Linked DNA regions of Homo sapiens: region 1 is linked to region 2. Evidence: chromatin loops called from intact Hi-C (ENCODE). Cell type or tissue: MCF 10A. All regions are shown on one strand. Each heading gives the region's core, and the rest is flanking DNA. Links, peaks and the distances in the headings are about the cores only. Region 1 has its middle 380 kb from the start of SUCLG1. Region 2 overlaps LOC107985905 (a long non-coding RNA gene).

Region 1 (11,260 bases), core at 4,937-7,436, 230 kb after region 2:
AGTGTAATTTGGTGAGTAAAGTGGCATAAACAGGCATTCTTTCAAGGATACCTTTTGGCAATATTTGATTGAAATTGACAGTAGACATATGGCAATGCATGGTACAAGATGCTTTTGGAAAATAGAAATTGTGCAGACAATAATATTTTAAAGAAAACATGCAGATAAAATAGCTGGAGAACCACAGGAAAATATCATCGGGACATGCCCAAGTCTATCTTTACGCCCATATATCCAGTTCCTGATTGTATGCCAATTATATTACTTACATTTCTATGTCCAACACAATTCTGTTTTCTGCATTCTAAACCCATAAATTCAGTTGCCCATTTTATATCATCACATGGAAGTCTCAAAGGCATATCCAAGTCCACTGTTCAAAGTTCATGATCTTTCCCCTAAGACTGGTCTTCTTTTGGAATCCCCTCTCTCAGTAATTGGCATAGTCATTTGTCAAGGAACAAATCAGAAACTGAGGGATGATTTTTGAAACTTCATATCTCTTCACACATCACAGCTAATCCATTCCCTTATTTTTCATTCATCAAGTGATTATTGAGTACCTCCTAAGCACCACCATTCTCTAAAGTGCTAGGGGCGTGGTGGTATAAACAACTTTCTTGTCATCATGCAGCATACGTAGTGAAAGGAAGGAGATGATAACAAGCAAGCGGATACATATTTTGAAAGATGTTCAAAAGAAAATCAAACATGCCATAGGGAGACACTGGATGGAATAGGGGAAGCCAAATTTAGATGTCATAGTTAGGGAAGGCTTCTTCAGGGAGGTGATTGTGAACAGGGAAGGTGTGAGCTAGAGGTGAAGATCATTTCAGGCAGAGGAAACAGCAAGTACAATGGTCTGAAGATAAGAAGAGATTTGGTGTCCAGAAGACCAGCATGGCTGGAACATTGTGTCTAAGGGGAAAAGAGAAAGCAGAGAAGGAAATGTAAAGGGAAGCTAATGAAGGGTGATAATATGGCTACCGTAATATGCAGAGAAAAACATTGTAGGGCTTGTATTTTTAACTATCACTCTGACCCTATTTTAAAAACGGATTGGAAGATGCAGAGGCAAGAACTCCATTTAAGTATTTTTTGAATTAACTCAGGTGAGAGACATGGTTGGACTTGGGTATTTGTAGTTGAGGTGAGAAAACAAACAGATTAAAGAAGTATTTTGAAGATAGAGAAAACCGTAAGCAGGAAATTGCTCAATGTGGGGAATGAGGAAAAAAGAGAAATCAAAGATGACTCCCAGGCTTGGGCAACTAGATAGATAGAAGGGTGGTGTCACTTACTGATGTGGGAAAGGTGTCAGTGGTGATGTGACAAAAGTAGGGTGGTGGTGGTGATGGATAGATTGGGCATGCCTTTGAGACTTTGAAATAGAATGAGTGTAATACAGAGTTTGAAGAAGAGGTCAGGGCTGGAGACCATATTTGGAATGCGATGAGATATTCTAGGGAAAGAGTGGGACTAGAGAAGAAAGCCTAAAATGAATCTCTGGTGCAGTCCAACATTCAGAGGTCAGGTTTGGTATCATCAAGACCTATCAATTTTAGCTCCTAAATATTTCTCAATTTCTTTCTATTTCTCTCAATTTCTACTGCTGCAACAGAGTAGCATACTGGTCCAAGCAAGCTATCATCACCTTTCTCATGGATGACTGCAATTGCTGGGTTTGTTTTTTTGCTAAAAGAATACAAATTTATTATCTTACAGTTCTGGAAGTTAGAAGTGTGAAATGGGTCTTATGGGGCTAAAGTCAAGTTATTGAGAAAACTGATTTCCTACTTGAGAATCTAGTGGAAATTTTGTTTCCTTGCCTTTCCCAGCTCCTGGAAGCAATTCCTATTCCTTGGCTTTTGGTTCCACATCACTCTGACCTCTGCTCCTGTCATGATATCTTCTCTGTGACTCCTGCCTCGCCTTTTCAGTGTTTTTTAAAACAACTTTTGCAATAGCTTTTTAACTGGTTATCCTGTACTTCTCATTTGATCTGCATATTATGGATAGTGTGATCTCAAATACTTAGATTATCATGTCATTCTCTTGCTTCAATCATTTTCATGACATCTAGTTTCTCTTACAATAATGACCAAAGCCATTACATCTGACTCCACAGCTGTGCACGCTCCTTTCCATCCTCACCTTACTACTTTCTGTCCCTTGTTCTTTGTGCTCTAATTGACCTGAAATTTTATCAGTTTCTTTCTTTTGTACACACCGTGTTCTCCCCAGCCATATTTCCTGGGTACATGTTCTTTCTTCTGCTTGGAAAATTACCTCTCTTCTTTTATCCCAAATAGTTAATTCCAATCTATCCTTGGGCTTCAACTAAAATATCGCTTCCATTGGAATATCTTCCTGAAACCTCCATCCTACATTTATATGTCATTTGCAAGTGCTGGAAAACGAAACCCAACATGGTTTAAGAAAAGGAGGTATAATATAAAGTCCAGAGATAGTTGTTGTCAGGAAAGACTTGATCAAAGACTGCATTATTTCCTCTGGACCAAGTTCCTCTCTGTCCTTTAGTTGTGTTATTCTTAATATTGACTCTAGTCTTAAAAACAGTTATTTCTTCCACATCACAAAGTAACAGCAATAATTTTAATAATCACATCCTGTGAGAAAGAGTGAGGGTCTCCTAGGAGGCACGGGTAGTTTTACTGGTCATTTTTGGTTAAATATTGTTCCCCTAGAGCTGAGAGATGAAGCCTATCCCACATAGAATGAGAATAGAGAAGAGGAAAGAGGTGAAAGGTGGTGGGTTTTGTGCAACCTGGACTCAGGCAAAGTCTTCTATTCCTATCAGATGTTTTCACTGAAGTCAGCATCTTCCATTTATATAGCAGGGCATCTTCACTTGGTCCATGTACTTGGAAGAGAAAAAAATTACACTTTATTTTCTCTAACTTGTAATTAAAATTTAATATTTCATTTAATTATATGTGTAGCCAATAAACCACAGTAGCTTTAGCAATAACTATGACTTTGCCATCGATAGGAATAATAGATATTTTCATATCCACTAGTTATTCCAATCTTCAAATATTGTTTATCTTCATTATTTCTTCAAAAATTATGGTAGTTGGAGCAAGATGGCCAAATAGAAGGTTCCACCAACTATCTGCCCTACAAGGACACCAATTTAACAACTACCCACACAAAAAGGCACCTTTGTAAGAACTGAAAATCAAGTGAGCACTCACAATACCTGGTTTTGACTTCATATCACTGAAAGAGGCTTTAAAGAGGGAGGGTAGAACAAACAGTCTTGAATCACCGACACCACCCCTCACTCACATTCTGGCAGTGGCTGTGTGGTATAGAGAGAGAATTATGCATTTGGGATGGGGAGAGTGCAGCAATTGTAAGACATTGCATTGAACTTAGTGCTGCCCCGTCATAGCAGAAAGCAAAACCAGGCTGAACTCAGCTGATGCCTACCCTGAAGGGAACATTTAAACCAGCCGTAGCCTGAGAGGAATTGCCCAACCCAGTGGGCAACTCGAAGCACCCAGGTCAGGACTTGAGTTCCAGAAAACCTCACCACTGTGGGCTAAAGGGGTCTGAGGCCCTAAATAAACTTGAAAGGCAGTCTAGGTCACAGGGATTACAACTCCTAGGTGAGTCCTATTGCTAAACTGGGCTCAGGTCCTGTGGACTTGGTAACGGGGGTATGTGATCTACAGAGACAACAGATGGGGCAGCTAAGAGAGTGCTTGTGCCACCACTCTCCCAACCCCAGGCTGCATAGCTCATGGCTCCACAGGAGATTTCCTTCTTCCACTTGAGGAGAGAAGAGGAGAGGGAAGGGTAAAGAGGACGTTGTCTTGCGTTTTGGATACCAGCTCTGCCACAGTAGGATGGAGCACCAGTCAGAGTAATGAGGCCCCCTTTTTAGGCCCTAGCTTCTGGATAACATTTCTAGACACACCTTGGGCCAGAAGGGAACTCACTGCCTCAAAAGAAAGGACCTCCTCCTAGCAGGATCCATCACTTGCTGACTAAAGAGCCTTTGGACCCTGAATAACTGGCAGCAATACTCAGGTAGTATGCCGTGGGCCTTGGGTATGAGTCTGGCACTTGCTGGCTTTAAATGAGACTCAGCACATTCCCAGCCATAGTGGCTATGGGGAGAGACTCCATCTGCTTGAGAAAAGTGGAAGTAAATATAAAGAGGACTTTGTCTTTCACCTTAGGTATCAGCTTAGCCATAGGCGGGTAGAGCACCAAGTGGAGAAGGTATCATAGCAAAGGGCTGAGGACGCAGAGAGGGCTCAAGTACTGAACCTTAAGTAATGGGTTGGTTTTGTATTTGTTAGCAATTGCACAAACAGCACCACCACCATTTACTTAGCCAATCAAGCATAAAAATCCAAGGATCAGTTTTGACTTTGCCCATTACTTATTTATCACCCATAACTAATGATGAGCAAAAATTTTGCTGTGGTCAGTGTTGAGTGAATAAGATTTGAGTGATTACTTCAGACCTCAAAGACTGTAATCTGGCCCCTTTTTAAAATTGCCTTTGGGCTATCTTCTGTTTCTAGTAACTCTTATGCTAACCAGAAAGTTGTGTATTCTCTGGGAAATAATACAGATTTTGCAGTCATAAATAGCTTTTGTATAACTACTCTTCCTACCACTTTGCAATTGAATAGGTATTTTATTTTGTTCCCAGGTTTTGCATCTGTAAATTAAGAGAATATCAGTTAGGATTATGTTTAGTTTCAGATAACAAAAACCTCAAATGATGTAGTTTAAATGAGATAAAAGTTTATTTTGACTACATGGAAAAATGTTCTGAGATAGGAGATGCAGGGTTGCTATGTGGCTCCTCAAAGATGTCAGAAACTTAGGTCAGTTTCAATTCACCACTCTGACACATTGTCAGACTCCTACCAACACATCTGTGTACCAGACAGCAGGATGGAAAAAATGGTAATGAAGAAACGTGCAAACAGCACACAATATCATCCTTTTTAGGGCATCTTTAAGAAGCTGTAACACACTTCTATTTTGCTCACCAGAACTCAGTCACATAACCACACCTTAGTTTCAAAGGAAGCTGAGAAATGTGTTTTCGATTCCTGTGCCTTTTACATAGCTAAAAACTGGCAGGTTCTTTTATTAAGAACAACGACAACAAAAGCCAAGAAGGTTAATAAAATGTCTAGCTCATGGTGTTAACCTAAACTAGTGTTATTTTGTCTTTCTTATCCACTTCTGTTTTTCCTAAATCCTGTTTTATTCTATCACATGGATTCGAGTGTTGCTTTCCATTAAATGTGTCCACATTCTTTGTTAGATTGGTACCACATTAGTTTGTGTCTGTACAATGCGACTAAATAATAAAGAAATATTAGAGCCAACTAAAATTTCCCTCAGAGTAGGTATTTCATACACATTGTATGTTTCTTCATACACCATAAGAAGAAACCAAATAGTTCAGTTTTAGGGGTGGATTTTAAAATCCAAAGAGCAGCGTAAGGAGGAGAGATTAACAGTGGACCTGACTATATAGACTATGTTGCATAAGTATAATTTGCTTTGGATATCATCAAATTCCTGTTCAGACTCCTTGCACTACTGCCTTCTATAGACATAATTTACCTCTTGTTCCTGCTACCCAGACCTGGGAGATCCTACTTATTTCCTCTACCAAAACTGGCTTTCTTCTTTATTTCTAGAACACTGAACAAATAAATAATGGGGAAAAGCAATTCAATTCTAAATGTACAAGACTTCAACACAGATACAAGATCATACTTGTAGAATTTCAGATGGCATGGAGGACTTGTCAACACCAACTTTTCATGGACTTACCCTTCCTACGTCAAAGCTAGGCTCCTGGAGCTGTCAGGGCAGAGGATTCCTCTCTGTGGGTCTGAGTTTCCAAATGTATTAAATGAGAGGTGGATGTGATATTGCTAATTTCATGCTGCAGGGGGCACCATTTTCATTGTAGTCTATGTATCACTCAGATGTGCCAGTCACATAAAATGAAGGGAGATGGTATCTCTAGAATTTGATAACATAATGATCCTAGATAATATCTAATTTTTTTTCAAGTTCTAAAAATTCTGACTCCCAGAAACCATATAATTGCCTATTTCCCTCAAACTTTTTGCGGGAGCAGCTGTAGACATTTTGGATAATAGGCATATGCACAGCACATTCCCAATGCGTATTGTGGTCATGTTCAGTTCTCGGTATAATAGTTCCAAATCTGTTTATTTTCCTTCCTTTCAAGAAAACACGCCATAAACTAACTAGATGAGAGTTTTATTGCTCTGTGGATACCCTTATATTTGTTTTACTTTATATACTAAGAAAATAATTTACAAATAAGTGCTTTATATATGTTTAATTACAAATTATAGCGCACTTCATTGTGCATTTGAAAACTAATCTCCTAGTGCATAAACTACAGATTATATGATACAATTTTTGGGAGGTCTGGTCAAAGTAGAACTTTTATTAACTACACAAAATAAGAATCTATATGATGATGACAAACTTGAGTTTACATATATTATTCATTTGCTTTTATATATCCTATCGACCTTATAAATTAGGACATTTACTATGCAAGAAATAAGTTAGTCGAGAAAATGTAACTTTTACTAAATGGAACAAAATGGTGGAGGTTTATGATCATCAGTGGAGTCATGGTGTATTCAAGGTACAGATGAAAAACGTTATCGACCATGTGCTGTACATCACCATGATCATTAGTATTCTAGATTGTGAGCAGATGATTCGTGATTCCCAAACAATATGTAAATATGTGAACAGAGTTTACTGTTGTGATAAAATAAAACTTTCAACACAGTTTATCTGACTTTTTATGGAACACATAATCCTTATTGTGTTGCAGAGTAAACAGGCATACATTGTAAACAGTTCAATTTAAGGTTCATGATTAAAATTACTTTTACACAGACAAATAATATTTTTAGTTTGTTCTATCTTTAATCAGCATCAATTGTGTTTGGCAATCGGGGAATGGATTAGAATGGGGGTATTTACCACTACTTAAAAGCAGAATATATTATTCCCTAAATTCACTATATCTTTAGAAGGAGGAAGAAGAGATGGACTTTTCATGTTCCAGAGGCAGAGGCACGTATCTCAATGAGATTCATACAAGGGTAATTCATACAAAGGAAATTCATACAAGGGTAAATCTGAATATTGAGTATGTCTATTAGAATATGGGATTAAAAAATAAAACTGTAATAATTGCTTTCGTTACTGTGCCTGCTAAATGTTTAAGCCAGCATGATTTGATAATTTACTCTGTTACCTCTTTATAAGACCCGGGCTTTATTAGAAGAAGAAAACTCAGCATAGTGGATGGATCTTTTTATGTTAAACTATTTGCTGCCCTCTTCTTGTGACAGGGGTTTAGCTGTGTTACTTGCTTAGTCCAAAGAAGTATGAGTGAAAGTGATGTCTTACACATCAGAGCATAAGTTTTAAACACATTGTGAGGGTTCACCATGTTCTCTTTACCTTTTGTCAAGAGACTGGAATGTTTCAGATATGCTCCCTTAGGCTGGATCCCAGAATGCAGATAACATGGACCAGAGCGATGGACCACCCGCACAGGACTGGTGACATAAGCAAGAAATAAGCCTTTGTTATCTAAGCCGCCAAGACTCTGTGGATGTTGTCTTCTACAAAATAACTGAACCTAAGCTTAGAGACATACTATCCAATATGAGACAATGTGATGTGTGCTCCTTGTTGACATGGGTCAACAAATGTAGAGGCAATTAAGTTGTAGAAACAACATCACAATATAAGTAGCAATACTAAAATTCCAGAGAGATTGTAAAACAACATAATTAAAGTATAAAATGTGATTATTTTTACAGAGGCACTCTTTCATTCGATGAACATTTAGAAGACATCTTCAATTGTAGCACTATGAGAAATCTTTTGAACAATGTTATCCCTTCTGTACTCAGGGAAATTGATCCCTAGGGAATAAGCACCCCTGAAGGAGTACAGATAGGAAGAAGCTGTGGTCCTAAAAGTTTGGGGAGAACTGCAAACCATATCTCCCTTTTGGCAATTCATAAGATAGGAAAGTAAAGTTTTGAAAAATTCTACACCAGACACGTGCTTTTTCCTCCCACGGTATTTCTTTATTTTTTGTTGTTTTTGTTCTTTTCTTTCTTTCTTTTTTGGAGACAGTGAAGGTCTGACTCTGTCATCCAGGCTGGAGTGCAGTGGAGCATTCATGGCTCACTGTAGCCTTGACCTCTCTATCCTCAGGTGATCCTACCACCTCAGCCTCCCGAGTAGCTGGGACTACAGGTGTGCACCACCATGCCTGGCTAATTTTTCAATTTTTTGTAGAGATAGGGTTTCACCATGTTGTCTAGGCTGGTCTCAAACTCCTAGGCCCAAGCAATCCACCTGCCTTGGCCTCCCAAAGTGCCGGGATTGCAGGCATGAGCCACCACAACTGAACTTCCTGCCGTATTTCTGAACTTCATTTGGACACAGTGTGAGTAATGTTGTCTTAAAGTATTCAAAGATTAGTAAGACATGGTCTATTCCATCCTGTCCCACTTTATCTCGTGGGGAATTAAAAATGTCTACAAATTCCACAGGGGATACATGAGCGGCAATAGATTAAAGTGACAAGAGGATGAATGTGCAAATAGCCAGTCTCAATTTTAATTCAGAGCATTTGTGCTATATAGGGAGAAATGGACACTTTAAAATTCTGACCAGTAGCAAGGGCATTCCTTTAATGTATCACATTTGAGCTACACCTGTCTCCTAACTGTACACTTTGTCATTTTGTCCATTTAATCTCTCCCATTTTATTCTGTCCTGCACCTCTGTACTATTTAATCTTTCAAGGACCATTGCTTAATTTCCTTCTCAAAATATTCTTTGGTTTTGCATTCCCTTCATGATGATAACCATGTAATTGATTGATTTGTAGGAAGTTTATATTATCATAATACAGATCTCTACTTGGGTTATTTTTATTACATTGTCATTGAATTCTTTTTTTAAAACTATTCATTCACCTAAAAAGCATTAATGAAATGTCCTCTCTGTATCTAGTATGATGTTAAGCAATCAGTTTTGTAGTGGAAAGAACTTGGAGCTTGATGTCAGGACCCCTATATTCATATTCAGTCTTTTACCCTCTATAATGATTTAAATAGTGACTAAGTCTGAAAAGCACAAATAATAATACGTGTATCTCAGTGTCTTACAGATTTGATAAGGGTACATGGAAAAACTCCACTGGATGTCTGCATCAAAGTCGATAGTCAAATGACAATAATTGACTCTGAATCTAAATCTAAGTAATATAGAATATACAAAGTGGTAGATTCAGTCCTTAGAATTTAAGGATTTAGAAGCATTCTGAAAAGGAACAATGTAAATTCAAAAGCAAACAAACAAAAAGCAGGGAAGAATTCAAACGACAATTAAAAGCATGGATGTGTTTTTCTCTGTGTTCTAGTTTGTCATGTGAATGCCAGAGTTTGCCTTTTATAATCAGACACCATGGATTCAAATCCTGACTTTATCTCTTGCTAACTCTATGACTTTGGTAAAATTTTCATAAACTCCTTTGCTAATTGTATTTACTAAAATGATTCAGACAAAACCAGTTGATATGGAGATTAATCTGACAGTCTTCATGGGAGAAATAAATCTTTGATGTGTGTCTTTAAAGTATAGGAATGAGATACTTGAGAAAAGCAGACAGCCTTTCAAATAGATAAAGAGGGGAGGAACAAGAAATGTGTGAGGGCTGTCGAGCGCTGTAGAGGGAATATACTCTAAGCAGGATACCTGGGACTCTCTTTGGAAGTGATGGGAGCTGCAGCTTCTCTCTATTGCTGAAGGGGATGGTCATTGCAGGGAGACGGCAAGAATGCCAGACTGAAGAATTTGGACTTGTCATGTTAAGCCGGGGATGAGAAAGTAAAATGCCTATGGGCCACTTGGGTATTGCAAATGAGGTATGTGGGCTGGGCCAGGCAAAGAGGGTGAAGTAGACCACTGGAACACACTGGAGACGTGTGCCCCATCTTAAAGTACGTCCACTCTTCAGTTCTTTCTTTCCTTGCTGCCTCAGCATAGTCAGACCTAATTTCTTTGGAGCAGCCAGAGCAATGTGGAATTTTATCTGAACTTCAGCACTTTTCTTGCTTGTTTGCTCCTTCATGTCTTTAGGGATTGCTGTTTCCCTCTGGTATAATCACCTGCCCTTCTTTTTCCTTGTCTAAATTCAATATAGCCCCTAAGACTCTCCTCAGACACTACTATCTTTATGGAACCACTTTCACCTCTTGAATGTTTTTGTCCTATCTCTATTCCAGCACTTCCCATGTCACATTGCAATCTTGAGACTAGGAGCTGTATCTGAGTAGATAGTATCACAAGCACGTACATCGAGACTAGAGCTGTCATGCACAGAAACTCATAAGGGAAATGTGCCCTGGGAATTGTGCACAGAGGAAGCCCTGAGAGCAAAAGCTGCCTTAGGATCCTTGTTTCAATGCCGCATATAGTGTTTGACATGGAAAAGTCCTCAGTGAGGGTGTGCTGACATCTGTATTGGGCCTGCTTCTTGAGCAGCAGAAGAGGATTGGGTTACTGCCCATTTCTGCAGCTCAGAGAAGACTGAGGAGATTCAAGTTTCTTTTCAGATTAAAGAAACAATTGAGCTCAATTTAGCATAAAAGTCTCATCTTGACAAATTCTGAAAAATTATTTTTAAAAATTTTGCAATCTTTTAGTCTCAGTTATATCTTCTTTCTCGTGCACGCGCGCTCGCTCTCGCTCTCTCTCTCTCACACACACACACACACACACACACACACACACACACACAGAGAGAGACAGATTTCTTATGTGTTGGCCACATAGAGTATTCTTATGCATTAGGCAGTTATATCCATTATCCGGGGAGCATATATAAGGCTATATGCTAGTGGAAGTAAAAAAAAAAAAAAGAACACAAACCGGGAGATGATGGTGGAGTCATGGTTTCCATGCTAAGAAAAAAGTTTTTCAATGGCAAGAGTGTTAAAAGAGGATATATTGTGGAGTGAGGGAGCTGGTATCCAGAAATTGTTCTAAACTAATAAAGAACCTTGATACATTAACCACAGGAAGTTTTAGAGGCCAATAACACCATCAGCTTGCAGTAGGGCTGCACATACTTTGAATCTTCCTTTTTTGTTTCCTCCCTTTCTCT
Region 2 (11,260 bases), core at 5,510-8,009:
TATTGATTTACTCCTTTCTTTGTCCAGCATGGAGAATTAGAATATGTGTTAACTTGCGGAAATCACTGATTGCTGAATTTGCAGCACAGTCAGGAAATAAGCAGGTTTTAAGTGGTGAGTAACACAGTGCTTTGGAGGAGTGTAAATTAACAGCTTTATGAGGTATTGTAGCCAACATTTCTGCCTATGTCTATCATTTAGGGAAAAGGTGTCTGAGTACACAGCTTCTCCTTATCCATGACCCAGATGGAATAAAAGAGGTCCAGACACTGCCTGGACCCTTTAGATCTTCCCATGCCTGGGTGCTCCTGACTTGATTCCTAGTAGCCACTCTCTCTGTCTGAGAGCTTGCCCCAAAGCGGCAGAAAGCCACTGGACCTGCACTTATGTCAGGCCAGAAAGGCTGGGCAGCAACTTGTGCCCCAGCAGTCCTCACCCATGACTCATGGGAGTTGAGGCATAAATGCCCATTGCTCCTTCACCCCTTGGGGTGATAACTACGAGGTGAGTTATCTGCACTGTTTCTAGAACCTGCCTGTGGAATTATGATTCGGTTCTCCACTGTGGCTGCTGGCTTCATAATGCCTACTTTATTCTCTTCCCTTACTTCATTGCTGTACTTACCCCAGTAAATTACCTATGCCCTAATCCTCATCAGGGAACCCAAGCTATGACCCTGAGTTTTCTCACTTATCCTGTGCTCTTGGTTGGTCAGGTAGCATCTATGAGCCTCAGTGTTCTCACCACGTTTGTGAGGTTCCTAGACTGCCATATCAAAGGACCACAAACCTCGTAGCTTAAAACAACAGAAGCATGTTCTCTCACATTTCTCCAGGCTAGAAGCCTGAAATTCACAGGGCAGGGCCATGCTCCCTGGGAAGGCTCTAGGGAGAATCCCTTCTTGGTGGTTTTCAGCTTCTTGTGGCTGCAGGAAATCCTTGGTGCTTCTTGGCTTAGGGCTGCCATCTGATCTCTGCCTCTATCTTTACACGGCCTTTTCCTCTGGGTTTCTCTGGGTATCCAAGTATTTCTCTCCTTTCTCTTATAAAGATACAAGTCATTGGATTTAGGACCCACCCTAAATCCAAGATAATTTTATCTTGAAATTTTTAATTACATCTGCAAGACCTTATTTCCAAATAAGGTCACATACGGAGGTTTCTAATGAACATGGATTTTTGGGGGATGCCATTCAACCCACTATCCTGTGAAAGGGGACCAGGAACCCCTATTCTCCATTGCTGTGAGGATGCAAGTTAGGCAATTTCTTGGTGGAGGGTAAAGTATTGTTCAAAGTTTCAAAGGTAAAGGTTTGCTGTGGTTGTTTTGGACTCAGGAGCTGCTAATGCTTGGCAGGGTGGTGGGGGGCCGGTAGGAGGAGCAGTTAAGCTCTGGTTCCACTGGTTGTTTCCCTCTCTCCTGGAGGCAGCTGCTGACAAGAGGACACTCATGATTTTCTCATTGGCTTTGCCCTCATTTTAGTATTGAGAGTGTAGGGCTTGGAGTCAGACCAAGGTTCAAATCCTAGCCATGTACTAGTTCTTTGTGTTTAGACAAATTACATTATCCTACTAGGGAAGAAGTTATTGAAAATCCCCCCTGAGAGATCCCTATAGCAGACACTCTGTGGCATTTAGCTATATCTTTTATGTGCTTCTAAATAGGGATTTTACTCAGCTTCTTTCAAACAAAAACATAAGGACTAGACTTTACATACATGGAGGACTCAACAAGCCCCATGTTACCATCCTCAAGTACAAGGCACAGGGAAGGCATGGAGAATAACAAAACATTATGTTTCTGGAACACCTGCTGTATAACAACCCATCCGTGGTCCCTCAGCTGGTGGTGTTGACCCATTACATGAAAGAGAACCTGTCCAGGGTTTTAGTAGGGCATAGTAGGGACTTAGGTGGGCACAAGCATTGATGAGTGGATAAATAAATCAGTGAGTCAGCAAGATAAATCCAGAAAAAAATGAGGGAAAAATGGGGTAAGAAGAAAAAGAGAACAGGAAAGAGAGGAGAAATTCAGACACGTTTGGAGGATGGCTGGTAACACCAGTTCTCATGGGAGGATTTCAAAGTATAAATGGCTTAATTCACCTCGTAGAACTTTGTCTTTCAAGATTCTGAGGACCAGTGACTTTTCTCCTTCTTAGCAAGCAAACCAATGCAAGATTGAGCAATGGACACAGGTAGTGTCTGCGTAGTGAGAACAAGATGATATTTTTAAAAATTTTTCTCAGAGCCATGGGAATGCTAAATAGACACAAATGCCACTTTCCATGCACTCACATGGGAGTTACAGTTTATCAGCTCTGTATACTGTTTTTATATGACCTTTATATAAGCAACCTCTGAGGCAGGCAGATTAAGTATTTAAAAGGCAAAACTATTGCTCTACTCACACTGTCAATGGCTGTTGTGAAACCTCAGTTCTTGTTTCTTAGTTTAAAAGAGTTTACACATGAGATGCACAGCAAAGGAGATGCAGCACACAGCAACTTATTGCAAAGGAGAAGAATATTCTGAAAGCTAGGTGCAGAATACAGAGAGGATTCAGGGCAAGCTGCTCATAAAGATGAGACAGCAAAGACTGGCACTAGGGAGACTCCCTTCATGGGAGTCTTACATGACTATTCATAAGTAGGTGGGAAGAGGTGTTACTAGTAAGCATGTTCTTGGTGCACAGGCACAGTAGCTATACGTGCTTTCTCATATATTGTGTTGTGGGAAGTCAGGGAACCCGAACGGAGGGACTGGCTGAAGCCACAGCAGAAGAACATAAATTGTGAAGATTTCATGGACATCTGTTAGTTCCCCAAATTAATACTTTTATAATTTCTTATACCTGTCTTTACTGCAATCTCTGAACATAAATTGTGACGATTTCATGGACATTTATCACTTCCCCAATCAACACTCTTATAATTTTCTTGTGCCTTTCTTTAATCTGTTAATCCCTTCGTCTTCCTAAGCTGAGGATGTATGTTGCCTCAGGACCCTGTGATGATTGCGTTATCTGCACAGATTGTTTGTAAAGCATGTGTGTTTGAACAATATGAAATCTGGGCATCTTGAAAAGAACAAGATAACAGTGATTTTCAGGGAACAAGGGAGATAACCATAAAGTCTGACTGCCTGTGGGGCTGGGCAGAAAAGAGTCATATTTCTCTTCTTTCAGAAAGCAAATAGAAGAAATATCACTGAATTCTTTTCTCAACAAGGAATAACCCTGGGAAAATGAATGCATTCCCAGGGGGTGGTCTCGAAAATGGCCGCTCTGGGAGTGTCTGTCTTATGCAGATGTAGATAAAGGATGAAATATGCCCTGGCCTCCTGCAGCGCCCCCAGCCTTGCTAGGATTAGGAAATTCCAGCCTGGCGAATTGTAGTCAGATGGGTTTTCTGCTCTCAAACTCTGTTTCCTGTTAAGATGTTTATCAATGACAATGTGTGCCCAGCAGGACATGGAACCTCATTAGTAATTCTAATTTCTCCCTGGCCTTGTGATCTTGCTCTGCCCCCATTTGCCTTGTGATATTTTACTGCCTTTGAAGCATGTGATCTCTGTGACCTGCACCCTATTCATACATTCCCTCCCCTTTGAAAATCGCTAATAAAAACTTGCTGGTTTTGCAGCTTGGGGGCATCACGGAACCTGCCAACATGTGATGTTACCCCCAGAGACCCAGCTGTAAAATTTCTTTATTTTGTACTCTTTCTCTTTATTTCTCAGACCTGCTGACACTTAGGGAAAATAGAAAAGAACCTACATTGAAATATTGGGGGCTGGTTCCCCCGATAATATTGCATGTCTAATTAGCATCTCCACCCTGGGGTATGTTTTTCTACTATTGTCATGAGCAAAGGGTGAGTTTGAGGACAGGTGAAATTAAAATGTGCATGCTCTCTGGGAGTGGGTGAGGAGCGGGATTCCCTACTGGAGATAGCTTTGTTGGGATAAGCTTAACTATAATGTGAGTGCTGGGGCTTATTGTGCTGACTGTATGGCCACCATGGTTGCCGCGCCCTGAGAACATGGTTACTTCTTGACTACCTATCCTGCCTCAACACAATACTTCTGGAACCAAATGTGTGGGTTTTATTTTTCCCCCAACATCAACCACCTCTTGGAACACACCCTAAGTGTCCTACAAGTTACCTCAATTCTGACACCAACTGCCTGGAATTAGCACAGACCCCACAGACTAAGGGCTGAGTCCCACAAGACTGCCCCCACTTGAGGAACCAAATCACAAGTCCCAGGTTGTCACCTCTACTTCTAATCAAAAGGCTATAAATGGAAGTTCCCACAACCTTCTCCTCATGTTCAATAATTTGTTAGAACAAGTCACAGGACCCAAGGAAACAGTCTACCTACTGTTACCAATTTATTACAAGGATATTTAAAATACACAAATGAGCAGCTAGATAAAGAGATACACAGAGGTCTGGAAGGGTCCTGAGCACGGGAGCTTCTGTCCACATGGAGTTTTGAAGCGCACGACCTTCCCAGAAACTGTGTATGGTCTTGTTCACCAACTCGGAAGTTCACAAACCCTTTGGTTGGGGATTTTATGGTGGCTTTGTTATGTAGGCATGATTGATTACATCATTGGCCATTGGTGATTAGCTCGACCTCCAGCCCTTTTCCCCTCCCTGGAGGTCAGGGGGTGTGGCTGAAACCCTTTACCCACAGGTTTGCTCTCCTGGCAAACAGCTCTCCATTCTTAGGTGCTTTCTGGAGATCACTCCATTAACATAAACTCAGGTGTGATTGAAGGAGTCTTGTTATGAATAACAAAAGATGTTTTTCTCTCTTTATCACCCAGCAGCTATTTCAGGAAGTGGGGACAAAAACAAAACATAGCAAAAGACGCTCCTATTGCTTTTATCTCTTAGGAAATTATAAGGGTTTTAGGAGCTCCGGTCAGGAGCTGGGAATGAAGATTAAATATGTATTTATTATTACATCACAACATCACAGTATTGTTATCCCCACTTTATAAATCAGTAAGTGCGTGAAAGTTAAAAACAATTATCCCAAGACTCTAGGGCTGGGAAGTGGAGATAGCTAGAAATCACAACTAAAACTTCTGCTGTCAAATTTGGGACTCTGTGCTGCAGCCTAATGTCTGAACAAGGTTCATAAGTTCATTACTAGTATTCTTTCATAAACTCTGAGGTTTGTCAGGCCTCTAAAGTTTATGGTCCCATGTCTCCCCCAGAAGCCAGGTTCACCCTCACCTCTTTCAGTGGCAGAGATCAGACAGGGCCCAAGGTTTGGGTTGGTCATGTCTGGAGAGGTTGGAACAAGGAAAATGTTCTGCATCCTCAAAAGCAATATTTGCCAAATGGGGGATAAACTATATATCCAGATTTGATTTGGAGAGTCTCACCCTTTGAGTGACTTTGCAAAGCACTATATGAATAATATTGTCTCATAATTAATGGTGGCTGGGAGCTGATGACCCATGACATAGCTTTGGGCTGTTAGCTAATATGGTTATTACTTTAATGGGAAAGTCCCAAGCCCTCGTCTTTTTGGTTCATAATGGAAACCATTTTAAGGGAAATAAAAGTTTTCTTTGAGTCAGAAGAATTTTAAAGATGAGATATTATGCAAGAAACCTCTTCTTAGTAGAGTTCTTGGGGCATGAGTGTGTGTGTGTGTCTAAACCTAGGTCTTGGATGCTTGGGAAAGTTAGTGAGGAAGGTGGGTGGCCTCTTCAATCTTCATCAACAGAAGTACTCACAGAGGCACTACTGAAGTAGTTATTTCATTTGAAATTTTTGATTCACTTTGGGAAAAAAATGAACAAATTAGTTAAATTCTGTGTTACAGAAGAGAGAGTGCCACTAGAAAAGAGCTAGAGTTGGGGCCATAGGCATCTAGGTGTAGCCAAATTATGGCTCTGGCTACCTGTGGCCCTTGAGTTCATTCTCTCACTCTAGACTTATGCTGTCCCACTGAGGCAGATTGTCCTTGATGTCTGTCACTTAGGCAGATATCAAGACAGACAGAATGGCTCTATAGTGAGTGTTGTTCATTTTGGGCTATCTACCTTCCATTCTACCTCCCAACAGCATCTTGGTTTCCTTCTTGGGAATTACCTCTGTCTTGCGGAGCAATGAGGGTGGGTGCTGGGCTTCTTGCCACAGACTCCTCTGAGAGATCCCTGGGGATTCCCTTCCAGCCCTGGAGTCCCACAAGACTGCCCCTACTTCAGAAACCAAATCACAAGTCCCAGGTTGTCACCTGTACTTCTAATCAAAAGGGTATAAATGGAAGTTCCCACAACCTCCAGCAAGCAGCATATGACATAAGTTCAGCCAATTAGATCTTCTCTTCCAAAACTGTGACCCTGAAACAGAAGGATCGAAATGGGAGGAATGGTTCGAATCTATGCATCTGTCAGCAGGTTCTATGAGGGGAACAGACAGATGGTTGGATCTTGTCTTCACACTTTCTGGAGCTGTTCCATATTCTGAGAGTTACAAGCCTCGTTCTCCAGCCTCCCCTTCAACCCTGTGAGTACCTCTATAGCCTTTGATTCACTCCTCTTTTGCTTTAGTTGGTCAGCATTTTGTTGTTTGCAACTACAAAACTGTAATTGTAGAAGCCCCTTCACTGATCCCCTTGCCTCAAGAACACCCTGCACATTTCCCCAAATTCCAAGTAGGACCATAACAAGCCCATACCTGAAAGGTTTCAAAGTCTGTTTCCTGTGGAGAAAGCTCATGCTCCTTAGTATGGCAGAGAAGCCTCCCCCTTCCCTTGCCACTAGGTGGTGCTACCTCCTACTCAAAAATCATCTCTCGCTCAGGCCTTTGTCCTCTTATCACAGTTCACCTCACAAGTACCTCACCATTCTGAACTTAGGGCAAGAGTCACCTCCTTTATGAAATCTTTCTTGACCTGCTCCTCCCTAGAATTGACTACTCTGTACACAATTCTGTTTTGATCTGCTTATTTGTATCTCTATGACCCTAGTAACTGAACTTTCTTTGAAGGTGGGCATTATATCACACCCACCTTTGTATTCCAAGAATAGATTTTTCATTTTGTATTTGTGGAATGAATGGATAATGAACAAGTGTTGCAATCATTAAGGCATACTCACACATGTAAGTCTGGCCCCTGTTCTTCTAAATGCCTGGGACAGGGCGTGCACCTGGCTTGTAATCAGTGAAATGATCCTGATGATAGAAAGAGAGTGTAGTGACCTGTTTATAAAGATGGCTGCAACTATTCCTCCCATCCTGTACACATACACCCTGGCACTGTGACTTTACTGCTCCTCCCATGAAAAAGTGGGTTTAATTCTCCTCTAGTTGAATCTGGCCCTGTGTGATGGTCTGACTATGTCCCCCAAAGTTCATGTGTTGGAAACGTAATCCTTAATGCAGTAGTGTTGGAAGGTGGGGCTTAATAAGAGGTGATTGGGTCAGGAGGGCTCTACCCGCATGACTGAATTAATGTCATTGTTGCAGGAGTGGATTAATTATTTTGAGAGTGGCTTTGCTATCTTGGGAATGGCTTTGTTATAAAAGCAAATTTGACTGCCTTTTTCTTACTCTCTCTCCTCGGTGCTCTCTTGTCCTTCTGGCTTCTGCCATAGGATGATGCAGCAAGAAGGCCCTTGCCAGATGCAGGGCCCTTGAACTTCTCAGCCTCCAAAATTATAAGAAATACGTTTCTTTTCTTTATAAATTACCCAGTCTGTAGTATTCTGTTATAATAATGATAAGTGCACTAAGATACCATGTGACTTACTTTACCCAAATGAATGTGTTGAAGTGATATTGTGAGACTTCTGAATCTCAGCCTCAAAAAGTCTTAGGGTTTCTGCAATTGCCCTTTTGGATTGCTGACCCGAGACCACCATGGAAAGCAATTCTGCCCAGCATGCTGGAGCATGAGAATGAAGGCACTGCAGCGAGCAGCCGGCACCAATTTCCAGGCATGTGAACCAGGCCATCTTCTAGCATCTCTCCCTGAGACAAGCGCCAGGTGGCTGCATCCATGTGAATGGCCTCTAGAGACAGCAGCAGAAGTGCTGCCCAGATGCTCCAGCCCAAATTGTTGGCCCAGAGTTGTGAGCAAATAAATGGTGATTGTGTTACGCTGCGAAGTTTTAGGTGGTTTGTTATGTAGGGGTAGAGAATGGATACAGAGATATTGGTAATGAGTTAACATAAAGAACAGGGGTGCATTGTCCCCTGAATGTCCTCTATTCTTCAATAGTTGTGACAATTTGCCTCCAGTGACCATTTAAGATGTTGACCATTGTGGCAAATGGTCACAGTTTATCTCAGGCTCTTTGCTGCCTGGATTAGTGTGCTTGGGCTGCCATAACAAACTGCCACAGGCTTAAATAACAGAAATTAATTTTTTCATAGTTCTGGAGGTTGCAAGTCTGAGATCCAGATGTCAGTCAAGTTGGCTTCTTCTAAGACCTCTCTCCTTGGCTTGTAGATGTCTGTCTTCTTCCAGTGTCTTCACACGGTCCTTTCTCTGTGTCATTTGGTATCCTAATCTCTTCTTCTTATAAGGACACCAGTCATACTGTATTAGGTCCCACCTATATGAACTCAACTTACCTTAATTACCTTTTAAAAGATGCTGCCTCCAAATATAGTCTGTACAGTCTGAGGTACTGGGGGTTAGAGTTTCAACACATAAAATTTGGGGGGGATATAATTCTGTCTAATCATTGCTTAAAGTCTAAGCACTAGCTTATTTTACCATCGACTCCTTGCCTACTGGTAGTTGAAGAAGTGATAGCAACGTGCTTGGACTGACCAACAATTAAGTAGCCAGGAATCATTCTGAGAAATACCCTTCCAGGTCTGCAAAAACCATAAAGCAATTTAGGGAGTTGAGGTCCCTATGTCACCTTCCTATCCAAGTACCATGCCTTTTCTGGCTGTTTGCTGGGGCCGTCTGAACATTTTCTGGAGGCTCACTGCAAAAGGCAAGTAGGGGCAGCCTGAGGTGGGAGTTTGGCAATCCGTAGAGGCTGCCGCAAGCTGGGACCACCTCTGCAGACGCTGTTGGATTCCTACTGTGGGAGATGTCCTCTTGCTAAGAGTAACACATTTCCTCTTGAGTAAGTGACAGGGTGGGAATATAGCTTTTGCCAAACTCTCAAATAGAAAAACAAACTCACATAATTTGGAGAGAAGGAATGTGCTTAAAATCTGATAATTAAATCTGGTCCCTTAGCAGCCAGCCCACACATGCAGACAGTGAAGGCAGAGGTCAGTGGAGGCGGTGGGATGGACACACAGATGTGTGTCTTTGGATGTTTACCTTGATTAATGGATACACATACAGCAAAGGAGGAATTTGGTGGAGGCGGTGGGATGGACACACAGATGTGTGTCTTTGGATGTTTACCTTGATTAATGGATACACATACAGCAAAGGAGGAATTTGGTGGAGGCGGTAAGACGGACACACAGATGTGTGTCTTTGGATGTTTACCTTGATTAATGGATACACATACAGCAAAGGAGGAATTTGGTGGAGGCGGTAAGATGGACACACAGATGTGTGTCTTTGGATGTTTACCTTGATTAATGGATACACATACAGCAAAGGAGGAATTTGGTTAATAGAATTATCTAGATTTCTGAAGTGTAATCAGTTAGTATTTATTGAACGTTTGCTGCCTGCGAAGCCCTGTATTACGGGTTGTGAAGAAAGATGCCAATCTGAACTCTTGCTGTTTAAATAATTTGAGATGCTTGAGTCAATGTTTCTGCCTAATTAAGTCTAAGTTAGCTTGCAAGACTGAACCTGATGACTGGCTTCTAGACAGCCTCAGGGTACTAATTCTTATTCCTAGTGATTATTGGTACAGGGCTGGAGCTGGCTGTGGAAAGATGATTGGGCTGCGTGTCAATGGATCCAATCCATTCTTTCATCTATTTATACACAACAAGCATTCATTGAAGATCTCATTGTGGATGCCAGACCTGTGTTATGCACCCTGAGATCTGCAGAGAATACTGAATCAGGGCTGCTGTGTCGGAGAGCTTAACCCCAGTAGGTTCTTTAGAGACTCAACCTAGAAGTTGCTCATTTGAGTAAATTCTTAAAAATAATAGCTCATGTCCTGTTACTTGTATTACTCTAAAAATGGACTTCAACTTACTAGAAGGATTCATATAAGTTAATACCAGTTAGGTTACATGAAATTTTATGTTATGTGTTCACTTGAATCATACATGTTTCATTGCATAACTATATATAATGATCATTCTCATTAATCAAGTCATTACTGTTACATGCCCATCCTTGCTTACATGTATATACAGGCACAATGACATAGAAACTGACCTGTATAAACATGTCTGTAAGAGAAGAGAAACTTCATATGCTGCCATTCCTAAGAGAGAGTCCACAGGGGCAGCTGCTAGCATGAGATTTTGCAGAGGGGGTCCAGTCTAAGATTCATGGTGGGTGGTCAGCTGCAGGTGCCGGCATTCACTGGGAGAACAGGTTTTTGTGCTGAAAGCACAACCAAGGGCTAGCGCAAGGAGGGAGCAGGATGCAGATGAGATGACAAAATAGAAAAAAGTCTAAAATACGTGGGGCATTCAAGAAGGCCAGAATGATTCTAAGTCTACTAGATGGTGCCTCTTGGGAGGCTGCCTGCTGTAAAGAGCTTTCATCTGGAAAGTAGAAGGACTTTGTTCTGAATACAGAATTTCTGACTCTTCTGCATATTAGTTACCTCCCTCTCTCACTTATTGGGTAGCTTAAATAACATATGTAAAGCACTTACTATAACTTAGAAATCTCTCAACAAATGTTGGTTTCTTTCCTTTTCTGGCTTGAAGCTACTTTTGGTGCCTTAAAGGTGTCACCCAGTAACAGGAAAAAGACAGACAGATCATGCAGTGTCCCCAGAAATGTACATCCCAGTTGAATGAAAGTTGAGAAATGTTTCTCTTTTCCACCACTTTCAGAGCTATTTTACTTCCCGGGGAGCATAAGAAATATCTGGGGAGAACTGAATTCCACATCTCTCTGATCTTAAAGTCGACAGAACTAGGCACGTTTTCTTAGAAGGCTGAGGTGCCTGCAGATGGCAAGTGAAGCATATAAATACTGACACATGCAAGAAAATTATATGGTGAAAAGAAACTCTTCAGGCAGAATATTGATCACGACAGCACACAGCTTCCATGGGGTCATGTTTCTTGGCTGTTGTTAGGGCATGGCAAGCACGATCATTGGGTCTG

What was found. Peaks named below come from ENCODE experiments on the same cell type or tissue, not always from the same donor. Only the 100,000 strongest peaks of a DNase experiment are listed, where the experiment ranks them.
Region 1: a loop joins it to region 2, with 8 times the contacts of the local background. A loop is called at or near these places in 7 of 110 quality-filtered maps.

Annotation. Positions count from the first base shown.
Region 1 is chr2:84,072,395-84,083,654 of GRCh38, reverse strand. No RefSeq gene overlaps it. Among named protein-coding and RNA genes, the nearest start is that of SUCLG1, 380 kb to the left of the region's middle. In MCF 10A, for the core only: a CTCF peak has its summit at 5,952 (motif pointing right); a DNase peak (open chromatin) is centred at 5,964.
Region 2 is chr2:84,298,633-84,309,892 of GRCh38, reverse strand. The region is part of intron 1 of LOC107985905 (a long non-coding RNA gene); the gene reads left to right. Among named protein-coding and RNA genes, the nearest start is that of SUCLG1, 160 kb to the left of the region's middle. RefSeq lists an enhancer at 6,859-6,908. In MCF 10A, for the core only: a CTCF peak has its summit at 6,777 (motif pointing right); a DNase peak (open chromatin) is centred at 6,802.